2 separate regions of the Homo sapiens genome follow, and region 1 is linked to region 2. A link is an interaction called in ENCODE POLR2A ChIA-PET data of the cell type or tissue named here. Cell type or tissue: A673. All regions are shown on one strand.

Evidence for each region. Peaks named below come from ENCODE experiments on the same cell type or tissue, not always from the same donor. Only the 100,000 strongest peaks of a DNase experiment are listed, where the experiment ranks them.
Region 1: POLR2A ChIA-PET joins it to region 2 with 12 read pairs; 4 of 35 experiments call an interaction of 5 or more read pairs at or near these places.

Annotation. Positions count from the first base shown.
Region 1 is chr5:159,249,665-159,252,164 of GRCh38, reverse strand. No RefSeq gene overlaps it. Among named protein-coding and RNA genes, the nearest start is that of UBLCP1, 12 kb to the left of the region's middle. In A673, no CTCF peak of the experiment used is centred here; no DNase peak of the experiment used is centred here.
Region 2 is chr5:160,017,443-160,019,942 of GRCh38, reverse strand. All of the region lies in intron 2 of TTC1 (tetratricopeptide repeat domain 1), which reads right to left. It overlaps LOC124901124 (a long non-coding RNA gene), which reads right to left. Exons shown (of 2, transcript XR_007059025.1): 1 at 912-2,500. Among named protein-coding and RNA genes, the nearest start is that of TTC1, 9.6 kb to the right of the region's middle. In A673, no CTCF peak of the experiment used is centred here; no DNase peak of the experiment used is centred here; H3K27ac peaks cover 2,174 bases.

The DNA of each region.
Region 1 (2,500 bases), 770 kb after region 2:
TTTTAATGATAGTCACATTTTATCCATAAGAAAATCACTCATTTTCTTCCTCTCCATTCATATCTTAGCTCTTTGGATTTACATTAATTTTAAATTCTACCACTTGGAAATGTATTTTCTGCTGTCACTGCTACTAGCAAATGTAAAAAGTATTAAATAGTTCCAAATTAGTTTATGACTCTCCAATCTTGAAATGCTCCATATTTTAAATCAACAGTGATTTCTACATTAATTTTTTTCTTAAAATTACTCTTTCTGAGGTTGGGTGTGGTGGCTTACTCCTGGAATCCCAGCACTTTGGGAGGCTAAGACAGAAGGATCACTTCAGGCCAGGAGTTTGAGACCAGCCTGGCCAACAAAGTGAGACCCTGTCTCTACTAAAAATAGAAAAACTTAGTCAGGAGTGATGGCACATGCCTGTAGTCCCAGCTACTCAGGAGACTGAGATGTGAGAATCACTTGAGCCCAGGAGTTCAAGGCTGCAGTGAGCCATGAGCATGCCACTTCACTCCAGCCTGGGTGACAGAATGGGACCCTGACTCTAAGAAAAAATTAATGTCTGAATCTGATTGTATTTTAATAATTCCAATTTTGATGTAATTCACAATTATTATTATTATTTTTTTTATTTTTATTTTGAGATGGAGTCTTACTCTGTTGCCAGGCGGGAGTGCAGTGGCACAATCTTGGGTCACTGCAACCTTTGCCTCCTAGGTTCAAGAGATTCTCCTGCCTCAGCTTCCCGAGTAGCTGGGACTACAGGTGCGCACCACCATGCCCAGCTAATTTTTTTGTATTTTTAGTACAGACGGAGTTTCATCATGTTGGCCAGGCTGGTCTCGATCTCCTGACCTCGTGATCCACCCGCCTTGGCCTTCCCAAAGTTCTGGGATTACAAGCATGAGCCACCACGCCCAGCCGTATTATTATGATTTTAAACATGGTGAAACTAAACTATAACTTTTTTATCCTCATGACTTTCCCATAATAATATTCCCAATAAGCTATTATTAATGCATGTAAATATAATAGATGTGATATTTTATTTAATTCTCACAACCTTATGGGTATAAAATTAAAACTTTTTGCCTCAAAACAAAAAATGGGCAAACTATAGATTCTGTGTTTTACTTATGGTTTGAGAAAATCACTGGCAACAATCTGTTTAAAGTCAGATTTTGTTGCTCGGTGCTCTGCCTCTGATGTTGGCTTAACTCAGTTTCTGCATCCTCAGCAAAGCTGGGGGATGAAAGCCTAAGACTCCAGTTAACAACCACAGATGTATCATTGTCCTTGCTTTGTAGATGTATTTATTTTTATTTTCAGTCAATGGTCAGCATACCTGCAATCTGCCACTATTTCCTCCAGATTTCCTCTGTAACAACTGATATAGGAATGATGCTTTTATGACCCTGGAAAATGTAACTTTAAACACTAACTAGCTATCTGCTTGCTTTGTATTGTTTTTGTTTGTGTGTGTTTTAATAAACTGCTCTAGTGATCCTTCCATTTTTCAACTATATCCCACTTCCAGTTCTGTTCTGTCTCGGAATAGGCTCACTCTTTGATCATTTTGCTGGTACCCTTGCTATTATTACTGAACATTGGCACATGCCAACATCAGTATGTCTAAGAAATGCTCTTAATCCTTTAAAGCAGGGGTCCCCAACCACTGGGCCACAGAAGGGAAGTGGGCTGCACAGCAGGAGGTGAGCATGGCGCAGGAGCATTACCAACAGAGCTCTGTCCCATCTCAGATCAGTGGTGGCATTAGATTCTCATAGGAGCGGGAACAGGAACCCTATTGTGAACTGCGCATGCGAGGGATCTACGTTGGGCACTCCTTAATGAGAATCTGAGATGGAACAATTTCATCCCGAAACCATCTACCCACCCCCACTCCTGTTCCGAGGAAAAATTGTCTTCCAAGAAATGTGATCCCTGGTGCCAAAAAGGTTGGGGACCGCTGCTTTAAAGTATTGTCTTTAAGCCCATTGTGCAGATAAGGAAACTGAGACATGGTTATGTTAACTGTTTAAGGTCATACCTCAGGTTTGTGGAGGATTTAACACCCAGGCAGGTTGATTCTAGAGCAACATTGTCCAGGATAAATATAATGCAAGCCACATATGTGTAATTTTAAATTTTCTAATAACCACAAAAAAAGTAAGAAAAGGAGAGATTGTTTAATAATATTTGGGTGATAATGATATGTCAGTACAAGTTCATTGATTGTAACAAACGTACCACTCCAATGGGGGATGTTGGTAGTAGGGGAGGCTGTTCCTGAATGGGGTAGTGGGTATATGGGAAATCTCTGTATCATCCAGGCTGGGGTGCAGTGGTGCGATCTCGGCTCACTGTAACCTCCCCCTCCCTGGGTTCAAGCAATTCTCCTGCCTCAGCCTCCCGAGTAGCTGGGATTACAGGCACATGCCACTATCGCCCGCCGAATTTTTGTGTTTTTAGTAGAGAGGGAGTTTTGCCATGTTGGCCAAGC
Region 2 (2,500 bases):
TAAACAAACAGAAAACAACAACAACAAAAAGAAAACAAGAAATGAAAGAAAAGGGAGGCAGGAGGCAGGGCACAGTGGCTCATGCCTATAATCCCAGAACTTTGGGAGGCCGAGGTGGGTGGATCATGATGTGAGTTCGAGACCAGCCTGGCCAATATGGTGAAACCCAGTCTCTAGTAAAAATACAAAAATTAGCTGGGTGTGGTGGCACACGCCTGTAGCCCCAGCTACTCGGGAGGCAGAGAGAGAATCGCTTGAATCCGGGAGGCGGAGGTTGCAGTGAGCAGAGATCGCACCGCTGCACTCCAGCTTGGGCAACAGAGAGGGAATATCCATCTCAAAAAAAAAAAAAAAAAAAAAAAGAATGAAAGAAAAGGGAAACAACAAAATCAGAAAGGTTGCTCATGACGTTAACAGGACTATGCAGGCCACTATGGAAGAAGTTACTGAGAACTTTTTGGAAGCAATCGAGAGTATTCCCTGCAAACACATCCACAGCCACAACATTAATTAGATTATGAAAATGGTGCAATAGGGTGGCAGAAACATGGAAATCCAAAAGATTAAGTAATGTGGAATTTAGGAAAAATGACAGAGGGAAGAGACTGAAATATAACATCTGTTCTAAACTGAAACTTCTAAGCTTTGATAATGGTTCCTAAAGAGAAAATGACCTTAAAGAATAATCCTTAAAACTTTCAGAGCCTAATGTTTTAAAATCCCAGATACCAGGCATTCTGAATCCATGTTCACCAAGCAACAGACTTTTGGATCCCTTATGTGTACATGTAAATGAATACCATTTGCAAACCACTAGTGAAAGGGAGCAAACCCATTGAAATGACTAAATCTGCATTTTGGCTTACAAATAAAAAATGTTTGTTTGCAGGAAAGAATTAAATCACCAGAACCTGGATAAGTTCAAAGTTCCTTCATCTTCTTCATATTAATAAAGGCCACACCATCCATCCAGTAGCTGAAGACAAGGAATCATTCTAACGTCTCACTCCATCCCGCCAATCGAATCCACTGCAATGTGTGGTCTGCTTTACCTCTGAAATATATCCCAAAATCATACACTTCTCTTCAGATCCACAGTTCAAGCTACTATCATCTTCACTGGGCTACTGCATTAGAGCCTAATTGGGCTCAAATGTTCTATTCATGTCCCTCCTCCATCCTCATACCCCTCCATTCTCTGTATAAGAACTGAATTCTCTTATTAAAATGTAAATAACTTCCGTCTCTCCCTGGCTTAAAATTATCCATCTGTTTCCTTCTGCACTTGGAAAAAACTTCAAGTTCTTTACTACGGCTTAGGAACTATTCCATAATCAGACCCTTGCCTACTATCAGCCCACTCTCTTCCTTAATCATCATGCTTCAGCCATCGGCTCTTCCATTCCTTGAACATGCCAAAACACCAAACTTGTTGTTACTTTAGGGCTTTATTCAACTGCTCTCTTTGTCTGCAATGCTTCCCTCTCAGACGGTCACACATTTGGCTGCTCCCAGTGCCACCCTCCCCTAAGTCTCTGTTGAGAGGCCACCTCTCCAGAGAGGCTTTCCTGACCAGCCAATCTAAAGCAGTCCTCTCCACCTGTCTTAGTCAGGTTGCTATAACAAAATAACAGACTCAGTAATTTATAAATAATAGAAATTTATTTTGCACAGCTCTAGGGGCTGGAAATTCCAAGATCAAGGCACCAGCAGATTTCGCGTCTGGTAAGGGGCTTGTTCTTTGCTTCAATATGGTGCCTTCTTTCTGCATCCTCACTTTGTGGAAGGGGAGTAGAAGGGCCCAACAGGTTCCCTCAAGTCTTTTATTGGTATACTTTATAAGGATACTAATTCTTCTAATCACCTTCTAAAGGCTCCACCTCTTAATACTACACATTGAGGATTAAGTTCAACATGAATTTTGGAGGAAAACATTCAAACCATAGCACCATCCTTCCAACCCAACCCATCCTTCATGTTAACATTTTGTCCTAATTCTCCAATGAGAGAACAGAAACCCTGTCTTGTTCACCACTGTATCCCTCAGGGCCTCAAACAATGTCTAGTGGGTGGAAGAAATGTAAATATTACTTGAATAAATGTGAGAAAAAAATTTCTGTAACTTATAAGGCCAATTATTGGCTCTCATGGGGGAGAAAAAGATGCTATTCATTCAACAGCTATTTAATGAAGGAAGATTGTGCAAAACCTGTGACAGTGGTCCTCAAGCCTCAGCATGTGCATATGAATTACCTAGGAAATTTACACATGAGACCTAAGAAACTGCACTGTGACAAGCAGTCCATAAAAGGCGATTTTCTTATGGAATCAATACTAGCATTCTGCAGTATGTGCCATAGGTCCTAATACTATAAACACTTGCTATGGTCTGAATGTGTCCCTCCAAAATTCATGTTGAAATAATCCCCATTGTGTTGGTATTAAGAGGTGCGTCCTTTTGGGATGTGATTAAGTCATAAGGGTTCCAACCTCATGAATG